3 separate regions of the Homo sapiens genome follow, and regions 2 and 3 are each linked to region 1. Evidence: chromatin loops called from intact Hi-C (ENCODE). Cell type or tissue: OCI-LY7. All regions are shown on one strand.

Region 1 (8,000 bases):
AGTCCACAGGAAATGGTCAGTATTCCCCTGGGCAAGTTTTGGATATAGAATTTTACTGTTTAGTGCATGTGAGTTAATCCATAAGCAGCAGTATCCAACTAATCCTAAAAATTTCCTGAGTTCTTGTTTAAGTTTGAGGCAAGGGTAGGGACACGATTCCCTCAACTCATTCAGGCCCTATTCTTCACTTCTCTGCACTTATCAAGTGGTCTAAATATTTAATTTCAGGTTCTACATACTGAAGCTTTCCCTTTGAGACTCATAACCCCTCGAACTGCAGATGGTTGAGAATATGTGTAGAGAAGCCAGCTACCTTCTCTATATCTTCACCAGATATAAGAATATCATCAACGTATTGGAGCAGGCATATTTGTTTGGGATGATAACTTTTTCTAATACTTGTTCTAAAATTTGACTGAAAAGGTTAGGGGAGTTTGGGAACCCTTGGTGTAAGACTATCCATTGATATTGTTGTTTCTACCCTGAATGGGGATCCACCCACTCAAAAGCAAATATATCTGGCCTATCTTCAGCCAGGAGACATACCCAAAAAGCATCCTTCAAATCTATTACAGTAAACCATTGATTATTATATGGAATCTTGCTGAGAATGGTGTAAGGATTGAGGACAATGGGGTGGGTAGTTTGGACTATTTGGTTAATAGCCCTAAGGTCCTGTACCAGCCGATATGACCCATCTAATTTCTTGGCTGGCAATATTGGGCTGTTATAAGGGGACATAGAGGGCCCAAGAAGCCCATCTTTAATAAGACCTTCAATTATAGGTTTCAACCCTATCCTGCCCTCTAGGGGAATGGGGTATTGTTTCCTCCTTACTACTTCCCTGGGGTTTTTTAGCTTGATGTGCTTAGAGGGACTCAGAGTTTCCCTCAGTTTCCTTCTTTGGATCAGACATTAGGATTAATATATTTTTCATCTGCAGTGGTAAGTAGCTTTAATGAGGTGAGGAATCCTCTTGGGCTGAGTCGCAGGCCTATGCCTAACTTCAACATTAAATCCCTGCCTAGTAAATTAGTCCCTGCTTTAGGGATTAACAAAAACTGAATATGAGCTGATTGAGCCTGGTATCTGACTTCTGTGTTTTCTAAAATTTTTGCTTTAAATCCTTCTCCCTTTACCCCACAAACCAAAAGTTCCTCTGAAGAGCAGGCAATATTAGATGGGGGGGAAACAAACAGAGGATCGAGCCACTCCTGAATTGACTAAAAAGATTATAAACTCATGCTTAGGTCTCACTTCTAGACTTATCAAGGGCTCCTGGTGGGACTCAAGATAAAAGAGACAGAACCCCTGACACCATTATTTTCCTCAAAAGCCATGAGTGGAAGGGCTTCTTTTTCCTTTTCTAATTTGGGACATTCTCTCTTGAAGTGGCCTGTTCTTCCACATTTGTAGTGCCTACCTTGCCCTTCCCCACTCTCAGTTCTGGGATTCTTTGATTTTACTCCCCCATGCTATTTAGATGGCCTGGTAGACGAGAGCCTTGATCTTCCCAGTGGAGGCTTGGGTCCTTTAAAGGAGGGTTTGGAACCTTTATAGTTTCTGGCCCACTGGAAGCTTTGTTTAGGGGTACATGGGTTTGGAGCCATCTGTTGGAAGGTGAATAACATAAGTTTTGTCTTTTGTTTTTGCTTTTCTTCGTCTCTCTTCACAGATACTTTTTGAGTCTCTCTGAGGTTCACTTGAGGTCATTTCACTTGAGGTTCACTTCTCACTGAAGTTCACTTGAGGTCAGTTTTCCCAATCTTCTAATTTTTGTAACTTTTTTGAAATATCTGGACAATGTTGGCCAGGTGCAGTGGCTCATGCCTGTAATCCCAGCACTTTGAGAGGCCGAGGTGGGTGGATCACGAGGTCAGGAGACTGAGACCATCCTGGTTAACACGGAGAAACCCCATCTCTACTAAAAATACAAAAAATTTGCTGGGCGTGGTGGTGGGCACCTGTAGTTCCAGCTACTCGGGAGGCTAAGGCAGGAGAATGGAGTTAACCTGGGAGGCGGAGCTTGCAGTGAATCAAGATCGCACCATTGCACTCCAGCCTGTGTGACAGAGAGAGACTCCATCTCAAAAAAATAAAAAGAAATATCTGGACAACTTTTAGTGACAAAATGGAGCTTTAACATTCCCTGTCCCAGGGGATTTTCCAAATTTAGGCCTGCATATTTTCTCATTTGCTCCTTTAGTCTGTCTAAAAATTTCATAGTCCACTCATCTCTCTCCTGTTGTTGTATATCAAATGCTTTAGAGAGATTTTGAGTTTGGGGTACTGATTCCCTAGTTTCTTTCATTATCATTTCCCTTATGTCTTGCATGTTTTCTTGGTGAGCTGCATTATTATTATCCCACCGGGGATCTTGGGCAGGGAATTTTTGGTCCGTGGTAGGAACGTTTTGACAAGGAGGGTGTTCATATTCCCAAATTGCCATAGCAGCCCTACGGATCAGATCATGCTTCTTTCCTCCTCCGAAAAAAGGATGCCTAGGATGGACATAAACTCGACCAAAGTGTATAACTGAGGTCCCAAGAATTGATCAACCTGATCTGCCACCTCATAAGTGTCGTCTAACGATGGCTTAATTTCCTTTTTCAAACTTCAGACTTCTGAACTGGTCAAGGGAGCATTCACAAATACAATGGCTCCTCCTCCTTGTGACATGTCTTTTAAGGGGAAGAGAGCTGGGGCTGACTCCTTAGGTGTGGAGGGAAAAGGGAAGTTCTGAACGTCCTTTTTACATTGCTGTACCTCATGCTGGAGTCCCTTTAGGGAGAGGTATTTAGGCTGACAGGGGACAGGCTCATGGGATGATGACATCCAAGAATTAGAGTTGTAAGGAGGAGTAACAGCGTGAGCAGGAGAAGGATCTGGGGTGGGATCTGGGGTGGCAGCAGCTGCCCGAGGGGAAGGGTCAGAGGCACTGAGCAGGGCAAAATGGTATAGGGGATCCCATGTGCTGGCTTTAGGTGTGGGAGTCAGCTCGTCTGACTTTTCAATTTGAGATACTGGATCGGGTTCTTCCCTAGTTGTCTTTATGGGAATAAAGACAGGTCCCTGTCTCCAACAAAGAGCATAGTCTAGTTCTTCTTGAGAAACCAGATTTTTATCATTAACATATTGAATTAGAAGTTGACATATTACATCCTCAATCGACCCAAACTTTGGCCAGAAGATTGAGGGTTTGAAAATGGGACCTTGGGTCCAAATGAAACAGCAATATTTTATCCTCTAATGCTTTTTCTTATGTTTAGTCCTCTCATTATTCTTCCAATATTTTAACATGAGACCCAGGGGACTATCAGGGGGCATGTCTTTGTTACTATCCTCTTCTTTTTTGCTCCCTATCTTACTTGGGGCTTTTCCCATGTTAGGTCCTGGTTAGGCTCAATCCCGCATGCTAGAGATTTCTTCCCTATCCTTTATCGCCACCTGCTGGAGGCTCCTTGCATCCTTCTTTCGCTTCATCCACTCTGGCTGCTTCCCTCCCAGGAATTTTAGGTCCCTCTTAGCATTGGCATCATGGTATAAACTCCACAGCAAGATCTGCCCTGAGCCCTATGAGGATACAGTAAATTCCTCTTCAAAGGTTTTTATTCAAATAAAAAACCGCAGATAGGACCCACTCACTCCTCACAGCAATAATGCTTAGTATCATCCACACAAACAGCACCACAAGCAGTAGTGCTTGTGATCATTCACACACACTTTCAACCTCCAGAATATCCCGACCACCAAGGAAATACTTTGTCACCCCTGCGACATTTCTTACCTCGGTCTGTGCACAGTTACCTGGTCGCCACGGTATGTGAAGATCCTTTCCCCAAAGTTGCTGGCCTGTTTCTTTCCACGTTGCTGAGAGCCCGGGTTTATTAATCGCACCAGTTGAGTCTTGATTCCTTACCTTTATGGCCACTGCAACGAGGCAGCGGGGTGCGCCTCCTCAAGGGAGAGGACTGGACCCTCCCCTAGAGGAGAATGGGAATGCTGGGTGGGCCCTTAAATTTGTGGAAAATAAATTTTCAGCGCCGCAAAGAACCGTCAGCACTCCAGCAACAAGTTTTTACAGCAAGGCAAATTTACTTCTATGGAAGAGTGGTCTTGCAGATGGAGCAATGGCAAGATCACACCGGACAAGGGAGGGGAAAGTGTTCTTATTTCTAACGCAGCTAGTCCCTACTGTTGTGTCTTTTCCCTATTGGATAGGGTTGGACTGCACACTCTAAGCCAATTCAGATTGGCTATTTAAAGAGGGCAGGGGTATGAGCTGGAGTGGCAGGGTGAGTAGTTTCAGCGGGAAAGACAGTTACAGAGCAGGTGTCTAAGGATGACTAAGGACAGAGCAGGTTACTAAGAATGACTAAAGACAAAGCAGGTGTTAGAGGCTAGAAGGGGGCTGTTTAATGAAACTAGGGGCAAGGAGGCATAACGAACGAGGAAGTTAAACTTTAAAACGGAGAACAAAGAACAGAGAAGCTGAACATACTGACATATTTGTTCTTTGATGAGGAACTCAGAACTCATTGTACTTAATCTTCCCCCTCTTGAATTTTAAAGGATGTTTACAGGCTAAAATCTTTGAAGAGGAATTCACTGTATCCTATTCATCAGGTGTTCTTTCCACCAAGCTTTCAGCCGTGTCAGGTGTTCTTTCCGCCAAGGGTGCAGCCTCATCAGGTGTTCCTTCAGATGTTCCTTCTGCCAAACACAGAGTCTGGTTAAATTTTCCTTCGCTAAATATCATCCTTCTGACTCTTTACCTGGAAAACTTCTACTCATTCAGCTTGCTTTCCTTAAATACTACCAAACTTTTGTTTTCTCCTTTTTTTTTTTTTTTTTTTTTTTTTTTTTTTGAGACAAGAGCCTCGCTCTGTTGCCCAGGCTGGAGTGCAGTGGCACGATCTCAGCAGATCACTGCAACCTCCGCCTCCTAGGTTCATGAAATTCTCCTACCTCAGCCTCCCATGTAGCTGGTATTACATATGCATGCCACCCAGGCCCAGCTAATTTTTTGTATTTAGTAGAGATGGGATTTCACCATGTTAGTCAGGGTGGTCCCAAACTCCTGTGCTCAAGCAATCCGCCCGCTTTGGCCTTCCAAAGTGCTAGGATTACAGGAGTGAGCCACCGCTCCTGGACACTACCAAACTTTTTAAAGCTTTAATTCTTCACGTTGGATATAAAATGTCTGACACATACTGAATATGGTAATGACATAATAAGTGATAATTATAAGCTCCCAAAGGGGTTCTCGCACAGAGTAAGCACTAAATAAAGTAGTAAATAATAAAAAAGATGATAATAACAAGAAAAATGCTAAGTACCTTAATAAACTAGTAAATAATAAAAAATGACAATGATAATAGCAAGAAAGATGCTTAGTACCTTAATGATACCTGACAGTTATTTGTTAAGTGGACAAGTGGATAAACAAATAGAAAACATAGTTAGGAAATTCTGTTGGAAAAATGAAGAAATTCAATAGAGACAGCTCTATTGTATTATGAGCACCTTAAAGACCCAGACTATGTGTATTCCATGTTGGTCTCCTGCAACTTGCAAAATCTAACTTATAGAAGTCCTTTGATAAATATGTAATAAATTAAAGATGTGCTCATACAGTTCATATTGTACAATGTATTGTGTCACATTTAGGTATCACAGTAGCACTTTTGTTATTGTGAAAATTTTTTCCACTTTTATTATAATTCGTTGAGCCTAGAGTTGAGCTAGTTTTATATTTATAATGATAATATTTTGGCTAGTAGGAACAGAGTAACTTGTTGTAACAAAATTACTATCAACACACTAATTATTCAGCAGATAGAACAACACATCTTGTTCTAATGAAGTAAACATATCTTATTTGGTTTCAACTTAGAGGGAATGAAGTTGATAATAGTGAGACCTTGTTGGTACAAGACTATGTAACATAACCTGTACTTCTCAACAAAGAATTGCTTTTCTGACTTCTGCACTCAGTAGGTATCTTTGAAAAATAATCTCCTACTGGTACTGATGCACCCTCACTAAGTTATGTTAATTCTTATTGACATTCATTTAGGGTGCAAGAAAAGTATTATTGAGATCCAAATTCTAAAGATAGTTACTTTTTTAGTGACAAAAGTCACTATGCCACACAGTTGATCTTTGAATAAGGGTTTTCACTCTAGGAGCCCACTAATAGACAGATTTTTCTTTTCCTTTGCCACTGCAAGATACTAAGACAAATCTCACCTCTGCCTCCTCCTTATCAGCCTACTCAACATAAAGGCAATGAGAATGAAGTCCTTTATGTATAATAATTCACTTCCATCTAATAAATAGTGAATATATTTCTTCCTCTTTATAAGTTTCTTTTCTCCAGCTCACTTTATTCTAAGAATACAGTATATAGTACATATAAAATAGAAACTATGGGTTAATTGACTGCTTATGCTTTCAACTTTTTTCAGGCTCCAGGTCAACAGTAGAATGTTAGTAGAGTTTTGGAGGAGTCAAAAGAAACAGATTTTCCTATAAAGCAGATTTTCAGCTGCATGGGGGGATCAGCACCCTAACTCTCATGTTGCTCAATACTCGACTGTAATTAATTCTAATTTTCTGAATGCAAATCATTTATTACAAAAATTAAATAAAGCCCAGAAGTTCAAGACCAGCCTGGGCAACATAAGGAGACCATGTCTCTACAATAAAGAAACAAACAAATAAATAATTTATTTGTTAAATTAACAAATAAACATTTTATATGTTTATGTTTAATAAACAAACAAATATTTGTTTATTTAACAGTTTATTTAACTGTGTTTCTTTATAGGTTATAATATTCAAATGTTGCAGTTTTCTGTTATTAATTCCTACTTTTCATTATTAGATGTTCTATTATTTGTGGCTTGTAATTCAAGGCACCTAAGCTATTTTATAATTTGTAATAAAATTTATTTATAAATATATTAATTCATTAAATTGGATAAGCTGATAATCCCCTATTACTGAGCTCATCAATCACACCAAGGATTATACATTTTATAACAAGCATAAATTTTTATGACAGTTGAGGAAACATAAAATAGATAAACTTAAAAATTGTTTTACTTATTTATACAAAAGTATTATATAGGATATTAGGGACCACAATTAAACAAACATTTTTTCAGATAATATTTTTGAGATTATAAACTACCTACAACTAAATTCTTAATGAATTCTGAATTATAAACTAAAAAATTAAATCAAAGCTTTGTATATAAAAAAACACATATAGGTCTATATGTAAACACATGCTACTTACACATTGCTTTTCTAATAGCTCTTTTGTGATTAACACTCCTATAATCTTATGGTAGCACCACCAAGAGTAGTTTACTATCAGAGGTCTTACCTGGATTACTATTTTGAGAATTTTTAGATATCTTTTGTTTATATTCCAAAAGTTGTTGATGAACGCTATGTATAAAAATGAAATAAATAAAATCACTATTTTAACATTGATATAAAAAATATTTACCAAATTTATTACATTCTTAGGGTATTTCAGACAATATTAGAGCTAACATCAGAACATTACTTTTTCCATAGACTTTAAGTTTGTAAGCTCTATGAACTTATTAAGCTTCTAATTAAAGAAGAAAGAAAGATAAAACACTCATGAAGTGAGGGCAGTATAACTCAGTAAATTAACTAGAGGTAGCTTGACATGTGGAAAATGTCCTTAACTCGGAATAAGTCCTAGCATGGCTACCAACAGGTATTTTTTCTTGAACAAGTTGCTTCTCTTAGACTCAATGTCTTCTAAAAATGAGGATTTTAGGGCCTTATTTCACTAGGTTATTATAAAGATTTAACAAGATAACATTTTAAAAATGCTTAAAATAAAAAATGAAGCAAAAAAAATTTGTTCTTGAACCTTATTGCTGAAACAATTTAAAATTCCCAATAAAACCCAATATATTGGCCTGGTGCAGTGGCTCATGCTTGTGAGGCAA
Region 2 (8,000 bases), 130 kb after region 1:
ACACACCTAGAGATTTTATTTATTTATTTATTTATTTTTTGCGCGGGAAGGTGGGGGGACGGAGTTTCGCTCTTGCTGCCCAGGCTAGAGTGCAATGGCATAGGGGACTCAAGGAGTCAACCTATGGCAGGGAGGACACGTCATTCTGAGTGTAAGGGCCACAGGGAAAGGTGGCAGGGCCCGTGCTTTTAAAGGCTGAAATCCCGGTGGTTCAGGCCTGTCGTCCCAGCACTTTGGGAGGCCCAGGAGGGCGGGTCACTTGAGGTCAAGGGTATGATACCAGTGTGGCCAACATGGAGAAACCCCGTCTCTACTAAAAATAGAAATATTAGCCGGCTGTGGTGGTGTGCGCCCGTAATCCCAGCTACTGAAGAAGAATCACTGGAACCCAGGAAGCAGTGGTTTCAGTGAGTCGAGAGAGCGCCACTGCACTGCAGCCTGGGTGACAGAGCGAGAGAGACTCAGTCCAAAAAAAAGAAAAGAAGAAAAAAAAAAACAAAACAGACCCAAATATTGCATTGTCGCTGAACTTTCCCCCGAAAGGCCAGAAACCCCCTGACTCAGGTCAAGGAGGTGGTGTTTCATTTTACTTCTCTCTCTCTCTCTCCCCTCCTCCCCCCCTCCCCCCAACTTTTATTTCTTGTCCAAGCATACATGTGCAAGATTGTTACATAAGTAAACTTCTGACGGGGGGGTTCAGTGTGCAGATGATTTCATCACGCGGATACTCAGCGCTGTGTCCGACAGTTTTCGTGTTTTGTTTTTCCCTGAAGCTGTCTCTCCTTCCACTCCTCCCTCAAGTAGGCTCCCGCGTCTCTGGTCCCCCTCGTTCTGCCCATGCAAGAACTCTCATCTATAAGTTCCCACTTGTAGATGAGAACACGCGGTATTTAGCTGATTGTTGCTTTCATCTTCGGTAGTGGCGGTGAAAGAGGCATGACACTAAATCGACCCTTAGGACGCTCCCCTCCGTCCCCACCCCTCACCCCCTTCCCACACACACCCTCATTCCTGCACCCCCTCCTCAAACGCAAGAAAGGGAGAAAGACAGAAATTAAAGTAACAGGTGAGCCTCCAAGGCGGTGGAGGCGGGGGATCTCAAAGGGTGAGCAAGCGATGGGGGTCGGGGGATGTCTTGGCTGAGCTATCAAAAATAGGGGACCCACTTTCCAGCCCCATCACACCCCGTAATCCTCAGCCTCAGCCAGCCTCTGGGTGGGGTTGCCCCTGTCAAAGCTTCTGAATGGAGAGAAGCCCAAGGCTATGGAAGGCATCAGCTCCAACTCCAGGAAGGGAATAGGGCTTTGTGCTTATGAATGGGGCTTTACAAGGCGGTGCCGTGGCTTCCAAAGCGACGCCCCTCCTCGCCTCGCCCAGAGCAAGACTCGGTCTGAAAATAAATAAACAAATATAAATAAGAAAATAATTCATCAATAAATAAGAAAGAACGAATCAGTACAGCGGTAGTGGTCGTGAATCATTCTCTGGAGTCCAGGCGTAGTGGCTCACGCCCGTCACGCCAGCACTTTGAGACGCCGGGTCAGGAGGGTTGCAACAAAATGATGAGACCCTGTCTGTGGAAAAACATTTAAAAATGAAGGCCGGGCGCAGTGGCTCACGCCTGCCATCCCAGCACTTCGGGAGGCCGGGGAGGGCGAATCATCTGAGGTCGGGAGTTAGAGACCAGCCTGACCAACATGGAGAAGCCCGGTCTCCACTAAAAATACAAAATCAGCCAGACGTGGTGGCGCATGCCTGCAATCCCAGCTACTCGGGAGGCTGATGCAGGAGAATCGCTTGAACCCGGGAGGCTGAGGTTGCGGTGAGCCAAGATCGCGCCACTGCACTGCAGTCTAGGCAACGAGAGAGAAACTCTGTCTCAGGAAAATAAAATAAAATAAAAATGGTCTGGGCACAGTGGCGCATGCCTGTTGTTCCAGGTACTGTACTCTGGAGGCTGAGGTGGAAGGATCCCTGGAGTCCAGGAACGTCCACGCTGCAGTGAGTGAGTTACGATGGCACCACTGCCGGGGTGACAGAGTGAGATGTTGTGTCTAAATCAGTCAATCAGATCACTGGAAGTCGCTCTCTGTGTCTTACTTTCAAAGGGTGTCTCTTTAGGCCAAGCAGGCACGGTGCCTCACGCCAGTCATCCCAGCAATTTGGCAGGCCAAGGCAGGAGGAAAGAAGGAAGGGAGGAAGTGAGGAAAGAAGAAAAGCAGAACGGCAGTAAGGCAGGAAAGAAGAAAGAAGGAAAGAAGGAAAGAAGGAAAGAAAGAAAGAAAGAAAGAAAGAAAGAAAGAAAGAAAGAAAGAAGAAAGAGAGAAAGAAAGAAGAAAAACAAAGAAAGAAAGAAAGAAAGAAGAAAAGAGAAGAAAAAAAAAGAAAAGAGAAGGGAAGAGAAAAAAAGAAAACGGGGAGGGGGCATATCTCCTTGACTGGTGATGGCCCAGGATACAGTGGGTCACGGCTTACTGAAGCCTCGACCTGTGGGACCACAAGTGATCTTCTCCTTATCTCAACCTCCCGAGTAGCTGTGACTACAGGCGGCCATCACCACACGCAACTCATCTTATAATGATATTAAGATTCTATTGGGACAGGGTCTCGCTCTGTCATCCAGGCTGGATTGCCCTGGCATGATCTCAGCTCATTGCAACCTCAGCCTCCCTGGTTGGAGCAACTCGCCCATCCCAGTCTCCTGAGCAGTTGGGATTACAAGCCCACGCCACCAGGCCTGGCTAATTGTTTTATTTTTCAGAGAGACGGGGTTTTGCCATGTTGGCCAGCCTGGTCTTGAACTCCTGGCCTCAAGTGATCCACCCGCCTCGGCCTCCCAAAGTGCTGGAATGACAGGCATGAGCTACAGTGCCCAGCCCAGATAATCTTTTTAATAAATTGTAGAGAAGGGGTTTCGTCAGCCGACGGGTGGAGGGTGGGGTGGGTTTTACTCAGCCTGCGTACTGTGAAAAGAGTGAGTGAGTGTGGTTTGTGAACTAGATGTGGAAATTGTGTGTGTGTGTGTGTGTGTGTGTGTGTGTGTGTGTGTGTGTGTAGGAGAGAGAGAGAGAGAGACCAATCCCACCATGAGGACCTGGAAATGGTGTTTGATTTGGGTCCTTGTCTAGTCACCTGTCTGTCTGTAGATGACTGAGGATTCCACAAATGAAGGTCAGCAGTATCTATTGAGCTGTTTCTCCCTCTCATGCGTCTCATGTGTGTGGTGGAGAAAGGGAAGAAAAGAGGTTCTGATGTGAAGTTGTCTTCAGGCCTGAGGAAGCTGAAGTCAGCCTGATGGGAAGGAGGGCATCCTATGTGACATTTCCATACCTGCGCACCCTTTACAATGCTGGGGCTGCCAGCTCACCCTGTACCTCAACCCACCCCCAAGAACAGCACGGTCCGGGGTGGTCCAGTCTCATCCCATCCGGCCCACGCGGGGCATCTGGTGGAAGTCTTTGCCGGAGGATTCGAAAGCAGCGTCAACGCGCTTCCCCTGCCGTTGCCTGGCAAAGGCCAGCTGTGGGAGGGTAGCGGGACGTGATGGGGGCTTCCGCCTCAGAGCTCCCTGAAAGGTGGCAGGTGGCCAGTGGGGGACGCTGAGGCAGAGACGTCTGGAAGGATATAGATCTGGAAGCCGCGTCAGTCCTCTCCCATACCTCTCCTATGGAAAATGCCATGGCCGTGGTGGGAGCCTTGGCTGGGGGAGAAGCGAGGACAAGGGGGAGAGGGAAGGAGGCCCTCAGGAGGATTTAGCCCTGAAAACCCACTCAGCCAAGCTCCCGCTGTCTTTTTGGGTCCAAGGTACACCCTGGGAGACGGCAAGAGAAACGTTCACTCCGTGCTTTTTCTCTCTTTATTTTTTTCATCTTTTCCATTTTACAAGAGATGCTCATTTCAACAACCAGACAGTGGATGTGACAGGAGAAGTGTCAAGGCCAGGAGTTTGAGACCAGCGTGAGCAACCGAGCAATACAAGTAAGAGAGCCCAGCTGAAGGAAATGAAAAAGGAGGAGGAGGAGGACCTGGGAGGCTGGGGGTGGGGGTGGGGGGGAGGAGAAGGAAAGAAAAAAAAGAAAAGAAAAGAAAAAAAAAGAAAAACAACCACCAAGAAAGTTAAAATTCTCCAATGGTCAGAAGTTCAAGACCAGCCTGACCAAGATGGAGAAACCCCATCTGTACTAAAAATAGAAAAATTAGCCAGGCATGATGGCACATTGTTGTCATTCCAGCTACTTGGGAAGGCTGAGGCTGGAGAATCACTTGAACCTGGGAGGCGGAGGTTGCAGTGAGCTGAGATCGTGCCATTGTACTCCACCCTGGGCGTCAAGAGTGAAACTCCGTCTAAAGAAAAAAAAGAAAGAAAGAAAGAAAGAAAAGGCAGATTGGTGAGATGCGTTTCAAAATTTCCTTTCCAGTCCCTATACTAAAAACGGAAAGAACCGACACATGAGAAATATGACCAGAGCATACTGTGCCCAAGAGTGTCATCACAGCACTCTGGGAGGCCGATGTGGGAGGATCGCTGGAGCCTTAAAGTTTGACATCACCTCGACATGTGAGATGACACCTGCAATAATAATAATCATAGAAGTTTAAAAATAGATTATGTGTGACAGAGCATGGAAAACAAAGCGAGAGTGCATCCGTACTAAAAACAAGATGATTGATAGACAGGCAGGCAGGCAGGCAAATATAGAATGAGCCAGGTGCAGTGTCTCACGCCTGTAATAGCAGCAGTGTGGGCGGCTGAGGCAGGCAGGTGGATTGCTTGAGAACAGGAGATAGAGACCAGCCTGGGCAAGATGATAGAACCCCGAACCCCATCTCACTCACATATATACATACATACATACCTACATACCTACCTACCTACGGAAAACATGAGAAACAACATAAAAGTCAACCGGTGTTGTGGTGCATGCCTGTAGTCCCAAGTAATGGGGATGGGAGAGATCAGAGGCAGGACAACTGCTTGGTCGGTCCAAAGCGTTGAGGCTGGGGTGATCCTGGGCGACAGAGACAGAGGAAGACCCTGCCAGTAAGGAAGGAAAGAAGGAAAGAAGGAAGGAAGGAAGGAAGGAAGGAAGGAAGGAAGGAAGGAAGGAAGGAAATAAGCAAGCAAGCAAGCAAATGATGAACATGACAATGACATAGAATAACCCATGACAATAAACAAGCAAATAAGAGGGTATGAATAAAGCTAAAAGGTAATTAAGATCACAATCAATTGTTTTCTCCCCACCCCACCCCACTCCTCCTCACCCCACCTCACCCCACCTCACGTAAGCTGGAGTGGAGGTGCGCGATCACAGCCCACGTTAGCCTCTGCCTCCCGGGCTTAAGAGATCCCTGTAGTCCCAGCTACTTGGGAGGCTGTCACCAGGGCCCAGAGTGAGAAGACCAGGCAGGCCCAAAAAGGAAAGAAAATAAGCGAAAATAAAAAATAATAAATGAAAGAAGGAAGGAAGGAAGGAAGGAAGGATATACATACACATGTATATGTAAATGAAATGGGTTTTCATTTAATACATATTCATACATTAAAATTAACATTTATAATATAAACAAGTATTAATTATGGAAATATCTATATAGTTTTATCACTACATATTTATGTGTGTGTATGTATGTATGTGTGTATGTGTGTGTGTATATATATATATAAATGTATGTTTATACACAACAGCGTGCAGAAAATAAGATTGAAGAAAAAAAGGAATTGGCCGAGCTTGGTGGCTCACGCCTGTACTACTCCCAGCACTATTTGGGAGGCCGAGGCGGGTGGAAGGTCAAGAGTTCGAGACCAGCCTGGCCAATATGGTGAAATTCCATCTTTACTCAAAATACAAAAATTGCTGTTCGCTTGAACCCTGGAGGCAGAGGCAGCGGCAGCAGTGAGAAGAGAAGGCACCACTGCACTCCAGCTCCAGCTTCAGCCTGGGCGTCAGAGCGAGACTCCATCCCCAGAAAAAGGAAAGAAAGAAAGGAAAAAAAAAAAACACACACAAGACAAAACCAAAAAAACCAAAGGAGGAAGTATTACTGACTGACAGCAACAGTGACTCCCTCTGAAAAGTACGGCGGAAGCAAACAAAGTGGGCCTGAAAAAAATGTAGGAGAGGGAGTTCCACGTGGTCCCAGCTCCACCAAAGGCTGAGGCTGGTGAGGGCCACCCGCGCGTGAACGGGGATAGGTGCCCTCACATGGGTGCGCTGCACCATCCAGTGGGACCGCCACTGGCCGCCTGCTGGTCAATCTGGGACACAGGAAGCCGCCGGCTAAGTCCGGAGCTCGCTGGCAGCAGCTGATCGACCCTGGAGGTTCCGACTGAGATGCGGACGCTCCAGATCCGGCTCATCCCAACAGGCACCCCTGCACACCTCTCGGTCCAGAGGGCCTGCCGGTCGACCTGGGACATGGCTAGCTGCCAGCTGTTTCACACCCTCAGGCAGCAGCTGGTCGACCCCAGAGGCCCGACCGAGGAGCAGCCACAAGTGGAGGTTGGCCATGTGTGGCCAAATTCTGACCCAGAAGCAGGTCGTCTACAAATGGTTTAGCACCAGGTTCCCCACGAACGTGTGTTGCATGACGGGCAAGGAGGCCACCTTTCCAGCCACACCCTTCCCAGGAGGAAGGGCACTCTGCACCGGACCCAGTCCTAGCACATGGTGGGGCACACCCCACCAAGGGTGAGGCAGCCCACCAGCGGGGGTGGGGAACCGGCTAGCCAAGGCCAGCCAAGGCCAGCCAAGGCCAACCAAGGCTCCACGGTGCTGCTGTATCCTTCCGCCTGGGCAGGATTCTGACTTAGAGGCGTTCAGTCACAATCCAACAGACCGTAGCTTCACCCCATTGGCTCCTCAACCAAGCACATGTCTGAACTTGCCATTCCTCTCATGCTGAGCAGGATTACCATTGCAACAACACACATCACGGAGGGTAAAACTAACCTGTCTCACTACGATCTAAATCCAGCTCACATGCCCTATTAGTGGGTGAACAATCCAATGCTTGGTGAATTCTACTTCACAATGATAGGAAGAACCAACATTACAGGATCAAAAAACATCCCTATGAATGCTTGGCCGCAACGAACCAGTTATCCCCTGTGGTAACTTCTGATACCTCCTGCTTAAAAACGTCAGAATGATCGTCAAAGCCCAGCTTTCAGTCTGTATTCGCACTGAAAATCACGATCAAGCGAGCTTTTGCCCTTCTGCTCCACAAGAGGTTTCTGTCCTCCCTGAGCTCTCCTTAGGACACCTGCATTACCGTTTGACAGGTGTACTATCCCAAACTCCCCACCTGGCACTGTCCTCGGGACGGGTCAACACCCGGCCGGCGTGCAGCTGGGCACTTGGCGCCAGAAGGGAGGGCCCCTAGGGGCTCACCCCCTGCCTCACCAGGTCAGTGAAAAAACGATCAGAGTAGTAGTATTCCATGGGCAGCCCACAGGACCCCACCCCACCCCCTCACGGGGATAGGGGGGCACTGGGGACCTCCCACTTATTCTACACCTCTCATGTCTCTTCACCATGCCAGACTACAGTCAAGCTCAACAGGTTCTTCTTTCCCCACTGATTCCACCAACCCCATTCCCTTGGCTGTGGTTTCACTGGATAGTAAGTAGGTAGGGACAGTGGGAATCTCATTCATCCATTCACGCACGTCACTAGTTAGATGACGAGGCATTTGGCTACCTTAAGAGAGCCATAGTTACTTCCGCCATTTACCCATACTTCATTGAATTTCTTCATTTTGACATTCAGAGCACTGGGCAGAAATCACTTTGCAACACCCCCCGAGGGCCTTCGCGATGCTTTGTTTAAACAGTTGGATTCCCCTGGTGCACACAGTTCTATAAGTCGGCTGCTAAGCACCGGCGGAGGTGCTGCATGGAACCGTGGCCCCTGTGGCGGGGACCAGCCCGCGGCCCGCCACCTCCACGGAGGGGGGGACAGGAGACAGATGGGGCTGCGGGGGAGGTGGGGGAATGA
Region 3 (8,000 bases), 350 kb before region 1:
GGGTCTGGTGTCAACTTGAAGCATGGTTGTCAACCTAGGACCTGATGTCCAGTCCAGTGTCCACCTTGGGCCTGTTTTCTAACTGGGGCCTGTGTGTCCACATAGACCCTGGTGTCAATTTGGGGCCGGGGTATTAACAAGGGGCCTGGATATTCATTGGTACATTATGTCTACTGGGGTCTTTGTGTCAATCTGAGCTCTGATGTCCACCTAGAGATTGGGTATCCACCTAAGGCCTGGTGTTTACATGGGGCCTGTAACACGAGGTTCCAGATGAACTCAGATGTCCACCTGAGGCCTCATGTCCACCTGAGTTCTGAGTGTTCACATAGGGCCTGCCATCAACTTGGGACCTAAGTATTTACCTAGGGCCTGGGTGTCCACCTGGGGCCTGACTTCCAACTAGCTCTTGTGTCAACATGGGGCCTGATGTCCACTTTGGGCCTAGGTAACTTCCTGATGACTAATGCACACATGGCTCCTAAGGACCATCTGAGGCCTGGTATTAATTTAGAGACTGGTATCCACCTGGGGTCCAGGTATCCACTTAGGACCTGATGTTTACCTGGAGTGTAGGAATTCACGTGGGGCCTGGTGTCCACCTTGAGTGTGTGTATCCAACTGAGTGCTGGTGTCCACCTGGAGTCCAGTGTATACCCGGGGCCTGATGTACATATGGGGCCTGGGCATCCATCTAGGACCTGATGTTCAGATAAGGGCTGGCGTTCTCCTGGCCTGGTGTCCATGTGGAGCCTGGGCGTACACTTGAAGCCTGATATCCCAGGTGGATACCTGGGCCCCAGTGGTCATCAGATCCTAGGAAACTCTCAGGCCCCAGGTGCACATAAAGCTACAGTGGCCACCTAGGCCACAGGTTGATACACAGGGTCCAGGTGGACACTGGGTGCAAGATGAACACCAGGCCCCAGGTGTCTGCCTAGTCCTCAAGTGGACACCAGGCACTAGATTGACACACAGGTACCAGGTGGATATCAGGCCGCAGGTGAACACCAGGCCCCAGGTGGGGTGGGTTACTTATAGCATAGGTGGCCATCAGTTCCCAGGTCTATAGCCACTCCCCACCTGAAAATCAGGATCCAGGTGGATACCCATGTCCTAGGTGAACACCAGTTTCCAAATGGACATCAGGCTCCAAGTGAACACACAGGCCCCAGTTCAATACCAGCCTCAGGTAGACATCAGGACCCAGGTGGACCCCAGGCCCAATGTGCATGCCTAGTCTCTTGGAATACATCATTTTCAAGGTGGACACCCAGATTCCTCGTAGACATCTGATGCCAGGTGGATATCTGGCTGCAGGTGGACATCAGGCCCCAGGTGGAGGAGACCCAGTACACAGCTGTAAATCAGGCTCCAGTATTTCATCAGGCCCCAGTTAAACACTTGACTAAAGGTGCGCATCAAGACCCAGGTTGACCCCCAGGCTTCAGGTGCACACTAGGCCCAAAGTGTACACCCGTGCCCAGGTGGGCATCAGGCCCAAGGTGTACACCAGACCCCAAGTGGACATCAGGTTCCAGGTTGACACCAGTCTCTAGGTAGATCCTTAAGTCCCAATTGGTCATCAGGCCCAAGGTGGATGGATACCTTGACCCCAGGGGGTCACCAGGTCCCAGGCAGGCCTCAGGTGGACACCAAGCCCTAGGTTAACACAAAGTCTGAGATGGTTTCAGCCCCCATGTGGACTTTAGTCATAAGGAGCTTACCTAGGCCCTATGTGGACATCAGGTCCCAGGTTGACACAATGAACCATGTAGAAGTCAGGCTGTAAGTAGACACCCAGGCCCTAGGTAAATACTTTGGTCCCAAGCCAACATCAGGCCCTATGTGGACATCCAGACTCCAGGAAGATGTCAGGCCCCAGGTGAACACTGAACTCAGGGTGGTCATCAGGCCCTAGGTTGACACATAGGCCTCAGGTAGACAACAGGCATAGGTGAACTTCAGGCTCTAGATGAATGTTGGGCTCCAGGAAGAAGTCTGTGCCCCAATTAAACACTGGGTCTTAGGTAGACATCAGGCCTCAAATGGATGCCCAGGCCCCAGGTGGATATAAGGCCTCAGACAAACACCAGGCCCCAGGTAGACATTAGACACGAAATGGACACTCAGGCCACAAGTGAACATCTGTCCCCAGGGGGACATCCATCCCAAGGTGGACATCAGGCCAGAGATGTACACCCAGGCCCCAGGAGAACCCCAGGCCCCAGGAGGACACTCAAGTGCCAGAAGGACACCCAGTCCCTAGGTAACTACAAGGCCCCAGGTGGACATGATGTTCCAGATGGATATGAGGCCCCAAGTGGATACTAGGCCCAGGTGGACCCCAGGTCTCAGGGGCACACCAGGCCCCAGGGGAACACCAGGCCCTAGGTAAGCATGCAGTCCCAGGTGGACACCAGGTGCCAGGAGGACACCAGGACCCAGTTGGTCATCAAGCCACTGCTGAACACCAATTCCCCATGAACACCAGTCCTCAGGTGGGCACCTAGTCCTCTTGTGTGCATCAGGTGCCAGGCTGACATAGGCACCAGCTGAACTCTGGGCCTCAGGTGAACATCAGATCCCAGGTTGTCACCCAGGTCCCAGGTGAACACCAGGTTTTAGGTGGACACGAGGTCCTAGGTGGATGTCTATGCTCCTGGTGAACCTCAGGCCCTAGTGGACACTCAGGCCCTTTATAGACATCTGGCTCCATATGCACTCCCAGGGCCCAGGTAGACATGAGGCCCCAGAGGAACACCAGTCCTTAATCAACTAAGACTGAATTCCCCTAGGGCTGGAGACTGAGTATTCACCTTGGGCCTAGGAATCTACCTGGGGCCAGATGTCGATCTGGGGCCTGATGTCTACTCAGGTTCAGCTGTCCACCTAGGGTGTGGTGGACCTCTATTCTGTCCCCACCCTGCAACATTGGGCCAGCTCAGTCTCTGCCACCAGCTTCCCACATCGTCGTCCCTCAGAGCCCTAGGGTGGGTTCCCCCTACCTAGTGTCTCTGGCCCCTGCTCTCCACTCTCAGGCCTGACAAACATGCAACCCCTCACACATGTGTCTTCCTGAAGGCGTGGGTGTTGGGACCGCTGGCACAGAAGTCACAGCTTAGCTACATGTGTGTCCCAGACTTGCTTAATCAATGGAGCAGTGAACCCGCTGCTTCTGGGGTACAGTCTCCTCCATTTCATGGGTCAGGTAGACAGGCTGCGTCCTCTTCACCCCCAGGTGTGCGCACACACAGTCATCTCCACCTGCAATCCAGTGCCAGCTGAAGCTGCACGCTCTGCAACAGAGGCCTGTGCACGACCTCGCTGCGCACACAGCAGGGGCTGCCCTCGGTCCCTCCCTCTCCCCTAAAGTCCCTGCCTCCCAGCCCCACGACCCACAGGAGGAGCCAGTCCCCTAGCCCACGGAGCCACGGTGGGTGCGGCCTGGGGACTTGGCATGGCAAGCTGGCCCATAGGGTCGTCCCTAGCACCTACCAGAGCGCGTACGAGGGAGCCGAGGCTGCAGCGCCGGGTGGGCAGCGAGCTCCCTGGAGACCCATGCAGCGGGTCAGGTGCCAGCTGCCGCCAGGTCTGTGCGCGGGGCCGGGCCACCAGCGTGCGGCTTCCCGCTCTGGAGAGTTTATGGCCCCTGTCCTCGGACGGCTCCGCAGCCGCCAGGGAGGGACTGGAGGGACCGCGGCTGAGACAGGCTGCTGCACCAGGCGGCCCTGGACCGCCGCTTCCGCCCCTAAGCCGCCCTCCCAGCCCAGGTGACAGGTCGCCCTACCCAGGGAGCATCGCCCTCCTCCGCCGGGGGGCCCGAGCCCGGCGTGGGGGTTGCAGGCCGGCGCCACAGCCTGAGGACACCGCGACCTCTGCCCCCGGGAGCGCGCCGAATGCGGGGTGGGGCTGCTGTCGCAGGCCGTGGAGCCGCAGCCCCGCTGGAGGGCAGGGTCCGGCTGGGCGTCGGGGTCCTGGCAGAGACAGCGGTGAGAGCAGGAGCAGGTGCACTGGCAGCTGCAGACGCGCCGCCAGGCTCCCGGACACCGCGGGCGCGCCCCCTGGTGGCAGCCGGCTCCGGAGCCGCGGGAGGGCGGTGCCCAGTCCCCAGCCGGCGGCAGCGCGAAGCGCCTTCCCCGCTTGGGGGAGCGGGCGTGGACCTGCAGCTGGAGTGCCTTACTAGTGAAAAAGCTGGGGTTGGAGCTGCCACGGGGGGAGGTGTGGGGGCCTAGGGGGCTCTGCCTGGACCTTCTGGGTGTCCTCCTGCGACCTCAGGTTCCTCACCTGTCTCAGAGGACTGATGGGCTGCTGTGGCAGGGTTGTTTGGAGGATTAAGCCAGATAGTCCCAGTAAAGCCCCATTAGCGCCCCCTGGCCTCTGGATTATTATTTTTTATTATTTTTCTGGCTTTCTTAGGAAACTTTCCGGAATGTGTCCAGGTGTTGAAGCGGGAAGGCTGGACACCCTCCCGTGGCGTTGCCGTTCCTTCCAGACGCCCCCTCTTCTTAGGCTGTTTTCAAGGGCACGCCCGGCAACATGTGCTCTACCCAAGAGCGCTTCACAGATCTTCCTGTGGGTCTAAAACCAGAACGCTTTCTTCCCCGACCCCTGCTCCCATATCACCCCAACCTCAAGTCTTTTGGCACAGCCGGCTACAGACTCGAGTGTCAGTTTAATGCTTGTTCCCTAAGGTCTCCCCAGGGCTGTTAGGACGGCGTTAGGGTTAGGATTCGGGTTCGGGTGCGCCTCTCCGCGCCTGCGCCGGCGCTGGGGGGCCTTTGCGAGGGCGGAGCTGCGTTCTCCTCAGCACAGACTTTGGAGATACAGTGAAGGCGGAGCAATGTTCTTCTCAGCACAGACCTGGGCGGGTCGGGGGCACCGCGAGGGCGGAGCTGCGTTCTGCTCAGCACAGACTCCGGGGACACCGCGAAGGCAGAGCAGGGTTCTCCTCAGCACAGACCTTGGGGGGCACTGCCTCGCTTTGGGACAACTCGGGGCCGCATCGACGGTGAATAAAATCCTTCCTGTTTGCAGCCCTGAATAATCAGGGTCAGAGACCAGTTAGAAGGGTTCAGTGTGGAAAACGGGAAACCAAAAGCCCCTCTGAATCCTGCCCACCGAAGTTCTCCCCAGCCAAGGCGAGGCGGCCGCAGTGCGAGATACACACCGCAGCCTAGGAAGACAAATGCAGCATTCCTAATGCAGACATGACACCCCCATTGCTCATGTAACAAGCACCTGTAATGCTAATGCACTGCCTCAATACAAAAATATTAATATAAGATCCGCAATCCCCTCGCTGCCGTGCAGTCCTAAGACAGCGATCATAATAATCAGCATTGACATAGTCAATACAAACGTAGTAACGAACCTAGGGTTAAGGTTGGTGTTAGGGTTAGGGGTTAAGTTTAGGGTTAGGGGTTGGAGATAGGGGTTGGGGTCAGAGTTAGGGGTTAGGAGTCAACGTTTAGAGTTTGGGGTTAAGAGAGGTTAGGGGTTAGGGATTAGGGGTTAGGGTTGGGTTAGGGTGAGGGTTGGGGTTAGGGTTAGCAGTTAGGGTTAAGGGTTAGGGGTTAGGGTCAGGGGTTAGGGGTCAGGGTCAGTGGTTAGGGGTCGGGGTCAGGGTCAGGGGTCCCACTCTGTGGGTTGCCTATTTACTCTGCTGACTGTTCCCTTTGCAATGCAAAAGCTCGCTCTTTAGTTTAAATGAGTCCCAGCTATTTATCTTTGTTTTTATTGCATTTGCATTTGGGTTCTTGGTCATGAAATCCTTGCCTATGCCAATGTCTAGAAGGGTTTATGCAGTGTTATCTTCTAGAATTTTTATAGTTCAGGAATTAGGTTTAAGTTCTTAATCCATCTTGAGTAGATTTTTGTATAAGGTGAGAGATGAGAATCCAGTTTTATTCCCCTACATGTGGCTCGCCAATTATCCCAACATCGTGTGTTGAAAAGGGTGCCCTTTCCCCACTTTATGTTTTTGTTTACTTTGTCGAAGATCAGTTGGCTGTAAGTATTTGGGTTAATTTCTGGGTTCTCTCTTCTGTTCCATTGGTCTATGTGCCTAATTTTAAACCTGCGGACAGGAGGGTCCTATGGAAGTCTAGCCACCCCTCCCAGGTTGGTGCTCACAGCCCCTCCCTGGCCCACTCCCTCTACACCTGAACCTGCTGGTCTCTGGGAGAGGAGCATCCATCCATCTTGTGCGCATAGCTTTCTGCTCCATTTTCATGAGTTTGGTCTCCTTGGCAGAAATGACCATTAGGTGATCCTGAGCCTGTGCTGGCTGTTCTCTAAGTGCCAAAGTCAGTGAGAGGGACTTGAAAACTCAAGAATTATTAACATTATTTTCTGCATTTTATGCTTTCGGGGTTGTTTTTTCCTTAAAATGTGTAAAAACAAATATTGAGATTTCTATCTTTTATATAATTTGGATTCTGTCATCACATGGACTTTTCATTTTCCTGAAATTTATTTTTATGTATGTATATCAAACATTGAATTTCTCTTTTCTTCTTTACTGGAATTGTTAACTGTCTTAGAGGCCAAATCTTTTTTTAAAAAATCTCTCTAATCTCTGTAAACATTTCTAATTACATATATATTTTCTATACCTAATACACTACTTTGGAATTCCTTGTGGCCTAATTGCATCGGGGTGCTCTGGTTTTGTTGCTGTTATTTCTGAATTACATTGACTTTGGTGCTCTTTATTTTGCATATTTAAAACTATTAGATAGTGTGATTATATTTGACAGGTCTTAATTGATGCGCTGTTCAGCGCTGTGAGTTCGGTTGAGATTTGGGTTGGAGAATTTTCTTCCACAGGGGATTGTCTTGGATTTTTCTGTTTCTCCCTCAATATCCACCTGGAAAACATTTCAATTAATTTATATTCACTTAAATATTTCTGTGCAAAAACTGTGTACAAAAGCCCCAAAGTATAATTTGGGCAGTTGAGCAGATATTCTGTTGTCCAGCATTTATGGTGGTTTGTAGTGGAAAAGACTTTTTGAATATGTGAATTTTCAGGATATTACCAGAAGCCCAGAGAGCCACACTTTACCTTTGGAGGAATTAATTCTCAGAATATTGCACACAATCAATTGCCTTTGGAAGGAGCACATATCCCCAGCAAAAGCTCTGGTTTTTTGAAGTCTGTATTGTGTGTTATTTCCAGGAGAATACGCAATGATGAAAATGTTATTAAATGATTCAAATATGAAATGCTGTTATGCCAAACAATGAATCTTTGTGTTATACATTATGCCGAACTATAAATCTTTATGTTATACATTCTAATGTCATTGGAGAATACTCCTGTCTTCTTGGCATTATTGATAATTAGATTCTAATTGCTAATAAGTCAGAAAAATTAGGAACATCAAATTTCAGTCTTCTCAAAAGCACTCCTATTATTAAATTTGGATTTTTACCTTTATCACATCAAAGGAAATATTGTTAGAAAGGTGTTTAATGTTTTCCAGATGGATAGATTACTGTTATTAGTTCTTATTTCATTGTTAATTTTTAAAACCATAAAGTTGGAAGTATCAATATGCCTTTCAATATACCCTAGTGGAATTTATTAAATTTTCATGGATGTCCTTTAGGAGGTTCAGGAAGTTATTTCTATTGCTAGATTTCTGGAAGACTCATCAGGAATGAGTGTCAGACATTGTCAGATGTCCATTGAAATCCTCATGGTCTTTTCCTTTATTCTATTAATATGGTGTATTACACTGATTGATTTTTAAATTTGTATTTGTAGGGTAATTCCACTTGGTTAATTGTCTAACTTTTTTCTAATTTTCTTTAATTTTTATTAGTGGTGAGGCCTCACTCTGTCCCCCAGGTTGGGGTGGAGTGGCACAGTCACAGCTAACTATAACTTCAAACTCCTGGGCTCAAGTGTTCCTGCCACCTCAGCCTCCTAAGTAGCTGGGACTACAGGTGTGCACCGCCATGCCAGGCTTGTCTAACATTTTTATGTGTTG

Evidence for each region. Peaks named below come from ENCODE experiments on the same cell type or tissue, not always from the same donor. Only the 100,000 strongest peaks of a DNase experiment are listed, where the experiment ranks them.
Region 2: a loop joins it to region 1, with 15 times the contacts of the local background. A loop is called at or near these places in 1 of 110 quality-filtered maps.
Region 3: a loop joins it to region 1, with 11 times the contacts of the local background. A loop is called at or near these places in 1 of 110 quality-filtered maps.

The regions. Positions count from the first base shown.
Region 1 is chr2:132,143,516-132,151,515 of GRCh38, forward strand. ANKRD30BL (ankyrin repeat domain 30B like) reads right to left here. Exons shown (of 6, transcript NM_001358416.1): 5 at 7,397-7,461; 6 at 4,076-4,713. The coding sequence ends at 4,616. Among named protein-coding and RNA genes, the nearest start is that of ANKRD30BL, 14 kb to the right of the region's middle. In OCI-LY7, a CTCF peak has its summit at 3,487 (motif pointing left); DNase peaks (open chromatin) are centred at 3,466 and 4,326; H3K4me3 peaks cover 585 bases; H3K27ac peaks cover 2,283 bases.
Region 2 is chr2:132,272,158-132,280,157 of GRCh38, forward strand. It overlaps LOC105373622 (a long non-coding RNA gene), which reads left to right. Exons shown (of 3, transcript XR_923341.3): 2 at 3,887-3,978; 3 at 4,419-4,742. It also overlaps the pseudogene RNA28SP. Among named protein-coding and RNA genes, the nearest start is that of MIR663B, 19 kb to the left of the region's middle. In OCI-LY7, no CTCF peak of the experiment used is centred here; a DNase peak (open chromatin) is centred at 4,634; H3K27ac peaks cover 1,842 bases.
Region 3 is chr2:131,797,884-131,805,883 of GRCh38, forward strand. It overlaps the pseudogene CDRT15P3. Among named protein-coding and RNA genes, the nearest start is that of LINC03124, 120 kb to the left of the region's middle. In OCI-LY7, CTCF peaks have their summits at 4,225 and 4,430; a DNase peak (open chromatin) is centred at 4,078.